Linked DNA regions of Homo sapiens: region 2 is linked to region 1. A link is a contact called in ENCODE Hi-C or POLR2A ChIA-PET data. All regions are on one chromosome and are shown on one strand. The core of a region is the stretch at or near the end of the contact, and the rest is flanking DNA. Distances in the headings are between cores, read along the strand shown.

Region 1 (6,537 bases), core at 2,596-5,095:
GTTCCACATACAATGATATAATCAAAGGGACCAAAAAATGCCTGAAACCACATTCCCAAGAAATTCAACAGCCTAACTGGCCCAAACAACAAACTCTCACGCAATCTTAATTACAGAGCAAAGATCTGAACAAATGAAAATTCAAGAATATTACTTCTGGTCCTTAAACGGAAAGGAATAAACAAAGAAAACTCAAGAATGTCCCCAGAGTATCCTCTAAGAGGACAAAACACTAGTTATGCACACACTGCAGAAAACAAACTCGCAGACCGATAACCTAAATGGTTGAATAAGCATCAAACTGGTATCTGGAACTCCCTAGTGTGCTCATCACAGCTCAAACCACACACTTTACATCTTGTCTAACCTTTACTTTCCACTTGTCTCAGTCTAATCATCAGTAAGAGATAAGGACAGCCTCTCAAGAGTACCATGAAGAAGGTTAATAAAAGCATTCTGAACACAAAATGTTCTACATAAACCCACACAATCTACATAAGAGACTAGTCTAAAACAAATTTCTGCAATGTATTTTAGCTCCAATCTCTAGGCAGAATGACTCCTCTGCACCACAAAAAGGACAATGACAGACCAAATTAAAATTCATTACATACCAATGTATAACTGTAGCACTTTCATCTGGACAATCTAATGTTAGCCTCTCACAAGTGATACAAAATATTCTTTTTTTTTTTTCTCAGGCGGAATCTCACTCTGTCGCCCAGGCTGGAGTGCAGTGGCACTATCTCGGCTCAATGCAATCTACGCCTCCAACTCCCGGGTTCAAGCGATTCTCCTGTCTCAGCCTCCCGAGTAGTTGGGATTACAGGAGCCCGCCACCACGCCCGGCTAATTTTTTCTATTTTTAGTAGAGACAGGGTTTCGCCATGTTGGCCAGGCTAGTATCGATCTCCTGACCTCGTGATCCGCCCGCCTCGGCCTCCCAAAGTGCTGGGATTACAGGCGTGAGCCACCGCGCCCGGCCAATATAAAATATTCTTGATCAGGCAGACCTATACAAGTCTTTAGCATCCCTACGGCACTTAGCATTATCATTTTTTTTTTAAGGAGTAGGCATTAAACATCCTTTCAGAGTTGCTCCAATATAAAAAAAGACTTTTCAAATGTCTAGCTTAATTAAACATTTTAATCTTTAGAAACCCTACCTTGGCTCTTTTGAGAGTCAGGTTCATGGTTTCGGTTGACTGGCACCACAAAGAGGAAGCAATGCTGTTAATGTAAGTTAAAAACCAAGAGAGTTTTGTGATGGAAAGAAAACAAAAAAGAAATCCTAGCAGTAACTATAGTATTTCTATGCTCATTCATTTTACGGCTGGTGCCAACCAAGAGGTATCAAAAAGAGAGAAAAAAAAAAAAAAAAAAAAAAAAAAAGCCAGGCGCGGTAGTTCACGCCTGTAATCTTAGCACTTTGGAAGACCGAGGCGGGCGGACTGCCTGAGCTCCGTAGGTGGAAACCTGCCTGGGCAACACGGTGAAACCCGTTTCTACTAAAATACAAAAAATTAGCCGGGCCCGTGTCTGCAGTCCCAGCTACTTGGGAGGGTGAGGGAGGAGAATTGCTCGAACCCGGGAGGCGGAGGTTGCAGTGAGCCGCGATCACGCCACTGCACTCCAGCCTGGGCGACAGAGCGAGACTCCGTCTCCCAAAACAAAAACAACAAAACACACAAAAAATCAGTGCTGGCTCAGGTGCTCAGTCACTAAGAAAATATACAAGGGCACGGGAGGGAGGAGGAATAAACGAGAGAATGGCAGACAACTCTGTTCTTTAAATAGGAAGAATCGCCTTTTAATGCTATTCTAAACAAACGAATTTAAACCAAATGAGTTTTCTCCTTTTATAACTGAAGGTATAATGGACTGGCAAGTTTCCTTAGACTCATTCCAGTCTAGCTCCGAAATTTCCCAGCACTCTCTCATCCCCACTCCAAGATCTTTGATAACAAAAACCAGATTCTTTTTCTAAAATCTCCCTGCACTCAAGCCAATAAATACAACGATATAAGTCACACAATGCAATCATTTTTGATGAATACTATATAGCAGTTTTCCATTCTGTAATCCCCCAAATTCTGCAAGACAGTTAACTTCGCTGAACTCTTTCATGCCTTACTGTAGCAGCAAAGTAGCCTGTTATGGTCTGTACCATAACCACCACCCATTTTTCGAAAGAATACTCTAATTTATATGGTGAAAAAAAACAGAAAAGCTGATGTTCTCAACGTCGAGAGCAATCCTTTTTCCATACCTTTTTGGTTTTTTAAATATATATATTTTTTACCCTTATCCACGCCATTACATACGAGAGAGATATAAAACAGACATCTAGGAAACTCTGAATCGGCCAAAATACTTCAGAAAATTCAAATACATGCTGTAACTGCGGAAAGACTAATAATGTAACCGATTCGTGCCTCTACAGAGCTGCAAGGTGGACTATCTGTCCATTCTCATCCAGAAACTGAAACAAGCATCTGGTAATTTTCCCTCACTACCAAAAAGTCCATCGTTCTTTTCGACTGTAAATGGGAAAAAAGGCGAGAAGGGCATTTTTAAAGCCGCTTCTGCGGTCACTAAATTCCAATTACGCATCTCAGATACTTCGAGAATCTGTGATTAAAGCCAAAGTTTCATCCCTCGAGAGCAAAGTACAGTAGCTGGGAAAGAGGGCAATTTTCTAAGTTGCAAATGAATCTTTGCGGGGGTGGGGGGAAGCAACAAAAATATTCTAAGCCAAGTGGAACTTGAAATACTATAGGCCAAACGTGCTTCTCTTCACTCCAGAAGTACAAGCACGTCAGTGTGGGCCGATTTTCCACAAAGGGTGGTGACAGAAGCACTACACATATTTTTTCACTGGAACCAGACAACCCTAGGGAATAAGATCCCAAGGTACAAAGAAGTAGAACTCAGAGGCTAACAGAACACCAGGCTCTTAACCACCGCCTCCTTAGGAGGTGGCCTGGCTCCAAGCCCAAGACGGGTGGGGTCAGACTTGTGAGTGGCCAGGGGGGAATTCGACGCCGTCTTAAGACGTGCAAGGAGATTCGCCCAACATCTCGTCTCTCCCCTCGCTTTAGGAGGGCCACATTTCAGACCCAGAGGCTTTCCGGCCTTTTAGAGTCTCCAAAATCCCCGCCACCACCCTCCTCCCGAGGACAGAACGTGTTAGTGCCAAAACGGGGAGGGAAGGAGGGCGCTCACCTTCCACCACACCGCAGAGGAACCGCCGAGCCCCTCCTGCAGCCCCGGCCACCGCCGCTCCCCCAGCCCCGGCGGGGTTGTCTTCTCCGGGTGCCGGAGCTGCCGGCGGCTCCAGCGATGCCCCCGCAGAGGCGGCAGGGTTGGAGCTGAGCTCGCTCTCCCGCTCCTCCAACGTCGCTTGACTCTCCTTCTGCACCATCCTCCTGCCCCCGGCCGCTGCCACCTCTGCGGGTCCTCCTCGACCTCTGTCCGTTGGGGCACCGGCCCGGAGCCCTGGAGAGGGCTTCAGCTCCAAGTGTGCGCCCCTCCGGCTCCTTCCCCTCCCCCTCTGCCCTTCCCCCTCCCTCTCCGCAGGGACCCGAATGCCCGGATGAGAAGGGCGGCGGCACCGGCGCGAGCCCTTTGTCAGCCGCAGCCTCGGCTTTAAGCTGGGGCGCCAGAAGCCTAAGCGGAGAGCGAGGCTGTGACCTCTCGTTCCCTGGAAGAAGACGGCCAAGGGTCCTGTCCTCGTTCTCTGCCTCTGCTGCCCTCCCGATAATCTTAGGTCTTCCGCTGTTTCCCCTCCAAGCCCCGAGCTCTCCCTCTGCTGCTGCCTCCACCGCCCGCTTCCTGTTTATCCGCACTGCGCTTGCGCTGCAGACCGGCTCAGACCGGTCCCCTCCGCCCGGCTCCCCCGCCTTCTTTGGGGCTAGCCTATTAAGCTTCTTTAGGTAGGGGGAAATAGAACAGGAGACGCGAAAAGCAGAAGGTAATGAAGGCAGTGGAATGTACCATTTCTGCTTGCCACCCTCCGAAACAAGCCTGGCACCCTGGGACGGACGGACCATTACCCGCCCCGAAGGAGGGGAGTATGGGAGGAGGCTGCCGCCGGTTGGGGCAATAGGGAGAAGGGGGGAAGGTGAAAAGGAGAGGTGTTTATTCTCTCAGTGCGCAGGCGCGGAGCCGCGGCCTCTCGTTCTTAAAGAGATAGGAAAGAACTGACCTACTTTCTATGGAGATTCTTGTAATAGGTGGGCTCATTACATCTGCCTAACCCAGGCTTGGTTCGGTAAAGACACCATTCCAAGGAGCTCAGCTCACCCCTCTGCCTTGAATCATTTTCCCCTAATCCCATTTAAAATGTAATCATTCGTTCATTCCTTCATTCAGTAGACATCTATAGAGCTTGCCTCGTGCTGGGCTCTAGAACACTATGAGCTCACAGTACGGTGGTGGAGACAAGCCACCACACACGCAGTTCCCACAAGGTGTCCCCAAGAACTTCGGAGCTCAGAACAGGTGATACTCACTCCTCCTTTGGGGAGAGGCCGTGGGCATGGCTTCACTTTTCAGCTGGATTATAAAGGATGTGAAGTTAGCCTGACTGAGCAGAAGGGGAGGGAAGACAGCACTCCAGGAAAGTGGAACGAACAACAGAGTCCAAAGGTAGGGAGGCATGAAAAGCCTGCCTTGTTTGGGAATGGGGAGCGCGCGGTGTGTGCAGTGGGGCATGAGATCCCTTCGGCCTCGGCATGGGCATCGCTTCCTTGGGAAGCCTTCCCTGAGCCCTAGATGGGTTTGGGTCTCCTTGCTGTATGTTCTCAGAGCTCTCTTGTAGACCTACCCTAATGCACTTTACATTTATGATGCTTGAGAAATCTATCTCAACCTGTGAGGTATAAACATGAAATGATGATTAAGACTTAGTAATGTCCATCTTACACTTCAGTCTGATATTTACCTTCTTTAGCCGTAGCCCAACTTGTAGTTTCAGGGACTTTCATGGTCCCTCTTCTTTTCAGTCCTGGATTGTTGAGATGGGGGTTAGGAGCAAACTTTTTTTTTTTTTTTGAGACAGAGTTTCACTCTGTCGCCCAGGCTGGAGCGCAGGAGCGCAGTGGCGCAATCTCGGCTCACTGCAGCCTTCACCTCCTGGGCTCAGGCTATTCTCCTGCCTCAACCTCTCGAGTAGCTGAGACTACAGGCACCCGCCACCACACCCGGCTAATTTTGTGTTTTTAATAGAGACGGGGTTTCGCCACGTTGACTAGGCTAGTCTTGAACTCCTGACCTCAGGTGATCCACCTGCCTCGGCCTCCCAAAGTGCTGGGATTACAGGTGTGAGCCACCGCGCCCGGCCGGACAAGCATTTTCTTAAGGGACCTCCTGTGCTGAGAGTTAGGGGCCATAGCAGCTTTACTGGATATTGTGGTCCGTTGGGGTTGAGAACACAATTTTTTTTTTTTTTTTTTTTTTGTAAGAGAAGAGGTCTCATTTTGCCACGCAGGCTAGTGCAATCATAGCTTAAGTATCGAATTCCTGGGCTCTCAAGGGATCTTCCCGCCTTAGCCATCCCGAGTAGCTGGGACTATAGGCGAGTGCCCGCCACCACACTCTTTTAATTTGTTCATTTTTGGTAGAGACGGGGGTCTCAACATCTTGCCCAAGCTGGTCTCAAACTCTTGGGCTCAGGTGATCCTCCAGTCTCAGCCTCCCAAAGTGCTGGGATTACAGACACGTGCCACCTCACCTGGCCGAAAAGAACTTTTATCTGAGGAATGAGAGTCCTTTTAAATTATCAGGCCCAGATGGCTGGGCGCAGTGTTGGTGTTTGCAACCAGCCTGGGCAATATTGCCAGACCCAGTCTTTATAAAAAAATAAAAATAGGCCGGGCGTGGTGGCTCACACCTGTAATCCCAGCACTTTGGGAGGCCGAGGCAGATGGATCACCTGAGGTCGGGAGTTCGAGACCAGCCTGACCAACATGGAGAAACCCCGTTTCTACTAAAAATACAAAATTAGCTGGGCATGGTGGCAGATGCCTGTAATCCCAGCTACTCGGGAGGCTGAGGCAGGAGAATCACTTGAACCCGGGTTGCGTGAGCCGAGATCGTGCCATTGCACTCCAACCTGGGCAACAAAAGCTAAACTCCATCTCAAAAAAAAAACAAAAAAAAAAAAAAAAAAAAAAAGCCAGGCGTAGTGGTGTGCACCTGTAGTGCTAGGATCTCACCACTGCACTCCAGCCTGAGCCACAGAACAAGACCCTGCCTCTAAAAAAAAAAAAATTAAAAAATAAATAAATCTTTAAAAATTAAAAATAAATAAATAGGCCCAGCGAGGCATTAAAATGACAGAATCAGCCGGGCTCAGTGGCTCACGCCTGTAATCCCAGCACTTTGAGAGGCCAAGGCGGGCAGAAAGTCAGGAGTTCAAGAATAGCCTGGCCATCATGTTGAAACTCCGTCTCTACTAAAACTACAAACAATAGCTGGGCATGGTGGTGCGCGCCTGTAATCCCAGCTATTTGGGAGGCTGAGGCAGGAGAATCA
Region 2 (6,537 bases), core at 2,354-4,853, 2.5 Mb after region 1:
CGGATCTCATGTGAACTGTTAGAGTGAGAACTCACTCATTACCTCTGCACCAAGCCATTCATGAGGGATCTACCCCCCATGACCCGAACACCTGAGGTAGAAACATTGGAAGTCATGTATCAACATGAGATTTGGAGGGGTCAAAGCATCCACACCATATCATTCACTTATTTACTTTTGTTTGTTTGTTTTTGAGACAGGGTCTTGCTCTGTCACCTAGGCTGGAGTGCAGTGACATAATCATAGCTCACTGTAACCTCAAACTCCTGGGCTCCAGTGATCCTCCCTCCTCAGCCTCCTGAGTAACTAGGACTACAGGTGTGCAACACCACGCCCAGCTCATTAAAAAAATTTTTTTTTGTTTAGATACCAGGTCTTGTTATATTGTTCAGGCTACTTATTTACCCACTCATTTATTTATTTATTATTAGTGGGAATAGGTTGTATGGAGCCATTTAGTCTTTTTTTTTTTTTTTTTTTTGAGACCAAGTCTCACTCTGTCGCCCAGGCTGGAGTGCAGTGGTGCGATCTTGGCTCACTGCAACCTCCGCCTCCTGGGTTCAAGTGATTCTCCTGCCTCAGCCTCCCAAGTAGCTGGGATTACAGGGGCCCACCACCACATCTGGCTAATTTTTGTATTTGTAGTAGAGACAGGATTTCACCATGTTGGCCACGCTGGTCTCAAACTCCTGACCTCAAGTGATCTCCCTGCCTCAGCCTCCCAAAGTGCTGGTATTACAGGAGTGAGCCATCGCGCTTGACCCACTTAAGCTTTTTAACCAATCTGGTCCACCGATTGACTTGTGCACGTCCTTACCAGTCCTGAGTAGGACATCAAACTGCAACCTTGGTGTCTTGGGCAAGAAGCACCAACTGAATGATCTAGCCTAACCAGTCATACCCAAAAGTAATCTGTGTGGGAGAAGAGAGCAGCTGCTTTTAAGCCAATAAAATTCAAGGCAGGTAAGACGACTGGGTAGTTATGACACTGCTGTCTCCTTCTCCTGGTAAAAATGCTTACCCGCTGTGGCTGCTCCCTCAGTGCTTCTACCTGGTGCCTGACCTTTCAGTCTTCCTAATAAATCTGCCTGAGCTTCGGTGCCTCCTCAGGTGTCACGAGGGGAGTTTGTCTGGAGACCCTTTGGGAGCTGATGTCAAATGCTCAACAAATGTTCTGTTAAGTTAGTGCTGCAGTAGTCTGGAAAAGGAGAAGATTAAAGGAATAAAATATGCCCCCAACAGTTTTGGAGAACACTAGCCAGTGGGGACTCTGCTCTGTCATCTAAGGTGACCATATGGTTGGCTGATAAATGATAACAATTTTCTGTAACACGTGGGCTTTTCATCTTCCCAACAGTCTGGAGGAAAAATATTAGATATGATGACAGGAGCAGTTTTTACCATGTCGTTAAGGGCCCCAAATGTAGTTTTTAGATTCCATAGACACTAAATCCAGCAATGCCACAAGAATGCCTGTGCAAACAGGATCTGTGTTGATGCAGGCTTTAAAATTTTTTTTTTATTTCTGATATATACAAAGAAAACTCACTTCATCTAGCTTAAACAAATAAGGTTATTTTGTTAGGAGGATACAAAGTATCTAGCAGAATCCAAGAGAGCAGGTGTTGCTGGGTCTCTCAAGGGACCTGCCACCAGGTTCCCACAGGGCATCGGCCACCAAGGAAGAAGCTCCCTCTCCCATCTTTCGCTTCCTGTTTTTGGTCTGTGGATTCCCCTCATTTATTTGCTTTATTCTTCCCTCCATACAGCCTGCCTTTCTCTGCCTCTCCTGGGCTTCACATGCTCAGTTCCAGACCTGAGCAATGATTGACTTGCTCTTGGTCCCTGTTATAAATTCCAAGGGAAAATAATAGAACTGGCTTCATGTGGGTCAGGTCTCCACCTTGACCCATCAGCTGTGGCCCTGGGGAGGTATGTAGGGTGGCCTAGAGCATCATGGCTTCAGAGAGGGACGTAATTCTGGGTGGGAGTTAATAATCTCAGAGGAGATTGTGGATGATACAGACACCCCCAAAATAGCCTCTGGGACCTCTCTGATCTATGACAGAGGTCGATTTCTGTCAGGGCACAATTGCTTTGCATTACAGGCTAGGAATTTACATGTAGGCCTGCAAGTCAGTGTTTCTGCTTTTTTGGAGGTTTACTTCATATCTTCACTGGGTACTATTGAAGAGGTGAACACTGGGTATAAATACTGTTCTTATTACTGTGTTACAGCACGCACCTGAGAAGTTCTAAGAGGCGATTCTATCCAGGTTTAAATAAGGAGCTTTGCAGAGGTAGTATATCTCATGATCATGTATTTGAGATATCTGGCAGAAAAAATGGGTGTGTTCTTGACTGTCCCTAGTCCTTGAGTTTGGAGGCACTTCTCTTCTATCCTTCCAAGGCTCTCTGCTATTCACCCATGCCCTCTTGTCAACTTTAGTGTCCACAAGTACCTGATAGGGACCTCACCCTGCCTAAAGCAGGATTTTTGGATTCTTGCCTTGGTTTCTGCCCAGTGCTGTTCCCCATACTTGAGATTCTTTTAACTTCCTTCCGTGTCTCTAACTCATACATATCATTTAAGGTCAAGTTCAAGAGCCATGTCTACCATGTACCTTTCTTTAAGATGTCATGGTTCACTGGGCTTCCTTACTTTAGAACTCATTCAGTAGTGATTCACTGAACAGTTACTTATACAGCAGAGTGCTGGCTGGTTATGTTAGTTCGCTAGGGCTGTTATAACAAAATACCACAGACTGGGTGGCTTAGAAAACAAAAATTGAGGCCAGGTGTGGTGGCTCACACCTGTAATCCCAGCATTTTGGGAGGCCACGGCAGAAGGATCACTTGAGGTCAGGAGTTTGAGACCAGCCTGGCTAACACGTTGAAACTCTGTCTCTAACAAAAATATAAAAAATTAGCTGGGTGTGGTGGTGTGCACCTGTAGTCCCAGCTACTCTGGAGGCTGAGGCAGGAGAATCGCTTGAACCTGGGAGGCGGAGGTTGCAGTGAGCCGAGATTGTGCCACTGCACTCCAGCCTGGGCAACAGAGTGAGATTCCGTCTCAAACGCCTCCACACCAAAACAAAACAAAACAAAACAAAACAAACAAAAAAATTGATTTCCTCACAGTTATGGAGGTTAGAAGTCCAAGATCAAAGTGTCAGCAGGTTTGAATTCTTCTGAAGCCCCTCTCTTTGTTGTGCAGATAGTCTCCTTTTCACTGTCATTCCTCTCTGTGCACACATCACATACCTCGTGTCTCTTTGTGTGACCAATTTTCCTCTTCTTGTAAGGATACCAGTCTGATCGGCCTTATTTTAACTTAATCACCTCTTTAAAGGCTCTATCTCCAAATACCATCACATTCTGAAGTAGGGGGCATCTGGACATTAACTTATGAATTTTGGAGGGACACAATTCAGCCCCTAACACCAGTGGAGACAGGGGTGAAGAAGACGTGCATCATCTTAGAGCTCCTGTAGTTTGACGGTGTGGTAGGGAACACAGGTATTAAGCAACTATTTACATGACTAGGCCATTAGTTACCACTGTGGGATGATGCAAGAAGTAGAATACACAATGCTGGAAAAGGTAGTCTGGGGAAGTGAGACTGAAAGTAATGTGAAGAAGTGAGATCTGAAAGAAGATTGGATGGGAGCCAGCCAGCTGAAGAGAGAAAGAGAGAGAGTCAAGTATTCCAGACAGGAAGATCAGCATTTGTGAATTCCAGGCAGTGGGAAAGAGCATGGCTACCCAGGGAATTGAAAGAACCAGTGTAACAAGGAGTGAGTGATGGGAGCTGGCACCAGAAAGTCGAAAGGGCCAGATTACACAGGACCTTATTTACTGACATCCTCATTTCAGTGCTTACTATATCCTGTCTCGGACTGTTGTCAGAAAATCTTTTAAGGGGAGTGTTGGCGTGCACAATTTGCTTCTCCTGATGCTCCTCAAGGGAGAAGATCGTGTCTTCAACTCCTTTTGTATTCTCTCTCCACAGTATGCAACATAGGGCTGGACATATAGTAGGTGCTCAAGAAATAAATTAAGTGGATATAATGAGAAATGAGATGAATAGAAGCACTCATTTGTCTAAATTAGGGGCTGACGCGATCTTGTTGGGTGTGTTTCTCCTAGAGGCTCTGAAAGGTGAGGACTTTGATACTATAATGCCACCTAGTGATTCTTGTTATTACAACAACACAGGGGAGCAGGGTGGTGACTAGTCTTCTGTAATCCAGAAAATTGGAAATCAAACATTTTGTTTCATCAGCATAAATTGATATGTCCGACCACCCATCCTTTCATCCATTCATCCATCTGTGTTGATGCCCCCTGCATCTCTTTCCTATGAGCTGAACATGTCACGCGCCTTTCTACCTCCTTGTGGTTCTTTGATTGCTCAGTCATATTTGGGTCTTTTTGTCCTCCTATAAGTAAGGTCTCAGATACCAGTATCTAGATTCTCTGAGCTCCCATTGTGCTTTCTGTTAAAATGGCATATACTAAATGATACCATCTTATTGCATTAGAATTAACTGTAGATGTTCCCTTCTGTCTTTCCCCTAATACAGATTGTGAATGCAAAGGGCAGTGACTCTGCCATAGTCACCTTGGTGCTTCCTGTGGGCAGCCTTGTGCCTACCATGCAGTACGTTCCTTAAAAAATTGTTTACTGGATTGAACTGCTGTCACCTATGCAGGGCACCTACTTATGAAAGCTCTTTTAGGAGATCCCTTGGACATGGGAAGACACACAGCCCTGCACTTGACATCAGTGCAACGTATGGGTGACCAGGGCCCTCTAGGTCTTTATTTTTGTTATATACTTTCAGAAATGTTATGGAGTTTCTCTGGATCATGGCAATCCTACAAACCGATGGTCCCAATGTGTAATCAGGTTTCCTGTGAACACACAAAGCAGCCTGAGCTGGGTTGCCTGTCCCATTTCAAGCTCATTTCTATTAGCTTGGCTTACAGTGTGGTTCAGCCTGCCTCTCCAGTTCATCTGCCACCTCTCCAGCAACCTCCATGCACATTATGACTCAGCCACATTTCCCTCTTTTTGTCCACCAGATATACAGTGTCAGGTCATGAATGAGATGTCACTGCACAGTTGCCAGTTTTCCTTGCATTTATTCATCAACCCAACACAGTTCTCATAAACTTGACAAACTTACTCTAAACATTATAAGGGAGGATAAAGGCCCGTGGATAGACAAAGCAATCTTAACACAGAAGAATTTGGAATGGGGAACTTGCCCTTCAAGCATGATGACTAACTAAAAACCCACAGTGACAAAACCTTGTGGTACTGACACATGAACAAACCAGAGAGCTCAGAACATACTCATGTCTATTTGGAAACTTCCCCAAACCAATTTGGAAAGAATGGATTGTTTGACATGGGTTGTTGGAAAATTTGCTCACCCCATGGAGAAAAATATAGTTAGATCCCTATCTCACACCATATGGGAAGGAGAACTCCAGATGGATTAGATAACTGAATGTAAAAAAGTAAAACTATGAAGCTAATGGATAGAAAAAAATGATGGGAGAATACCTTTATGACCGTGGGGTTAAGGAGGTCTAAATAATACCAAAAAACTATATAAAAAATATAGGGAAAAAAAGAGCTAAAGAGCCACAGTATCAAAGTTAAGGACTATTGTTCCCTTAAAGACATAAAGGCAGAGTTTCTAGTCTTCTAAAGCAGATTGATGTCCAGGCTTCTCAAAGATATCTGTAAATCAAAAGAAAAAGAAAAAAGATCAATAGAAAAATAGACACAGACACTGAAAAGGCAGTTCACAGAAGGGAATCTCAAGTAGCCTATGAATGTATAAAGAAATGGTCAAAAAATTCACTAGTAGTTAGAGAAGTGAAAATGAAAGCAAAAAATGAGCTTACACTACTTTCATCATATTGACAGAAATTAGAAAATTAGCTAATTAGATGAGTCAATATTTGCAAAGCACTTAGAATAGTATCTGGTATTTACTAAACACTTTATGAGTGTTTAATAAAAAAGACCTATCACCTTCTGGAAGGGATGGATGGAAGTGTTGGATGGAAACCCCACACTGGAGTGCAGCGTAGGGCAGTAACTCTGGTACACAATCTTAAAGTGCTTGGTAAGTACCCAGGGCTTGTACTAGGCTACTGGGCATCGTTGTGCTCTTGGAAAACTGTTCATCTGGCCAGATGAGTTTGAAAATATCACACCCTCTAGATAGTTACAGCCTTCTAGGTTCATGACTTGGCTGGCGTACAGAGATTTTGTGAGAATAAAAAGTGCACACCTTTCTCCAGTAGGGCACATGGCACGGGAAAGAGAGTAGAGACAGTTTTTCAGCCTCCATTGCCCCATGGCTGGATGTGTTTGTGCAGGACGCAGCTGCATAAGCAAATGTCCCTGTGCATCCCTATAACTTTAACAATCTTACTCCTTGGCATATATTTCAGAGGAATTTGCACAGAGGTCCTTAAGGGACCACGGACAAAGACGATCATGGCTGTATTACT

The links. A loop is a pair of places that touch in the nucleus more often than their neighbours do. ChIA-PET counts read pairs that join two places held with the same protein, here RNA polymerase II (POLR2A). Pooled maps may share reads with other maps.
Region 2: a loop to region 1 is called in a map of gastrocnemius medialis, with 14 times the contacts of the local background. The contact joins the enhancer-like site here to the promoter of OGA in region 1. A Hi-C loop is called at or near these places in 1 of 168 maps with a recorded cell type or tissue (gastrocnemius medialis) and 2 of 50 pooled maps. POLR2A ChIA-PET finds 5 or more read pairs at or near these places in 1 of 52 experiments (activated T-cell).

The regions. Positions count from the first base shown.
Region 1 is chr10:101,814,599-101,821,135 of GRCh38, forward strand. OGA (O-GlcNAcase) reads right to left here and starts at 3,846. Exons shown (of 16, transcript NM_012215.5): 1 at 3,226-3,846. The coding sequence starts at 3,424. It overlaps KCNIP2-AS1 (KCNIP2 antisense RNA 1), which reads left to right and starts at 4,470. Exons shown (of 3, transcript NR_045118.1): 1 at 4,470-4,650. RefSeq lists enhancers at 3,379-3,954, 3,756-3,875 and silencers at 3,406-3,465, 3,546-3,605.
Region 2 is chr10:104,346,173-104,352,709 of GRCh38, forward strand. It overlaps CFAP58-DT (CFAP58 divergent transcript), which reads right to left. Exons shown (of 2, transcript NR_108036.1): 2 at 5,129-5,755. It also overlaps a transcript of CFAP58 not described here. Among named protein-coding and RNA genes, the nearest start is that of CFAP58-DT, 4.1 kb to the right of the region's middle. RefSeq lists a silencer at 1-37 and enhancers at 3,311-4,235, 3,706-3,825, 5,056-5,115, 5,874-5,923, 5,944-6,053. Within about 2 kb of position 3,604, at least 15 of the 41 ENCODE cell types and tissues checked have a DNase peak (open chromatin) inside an H3K27ac peak, as active enhancers do.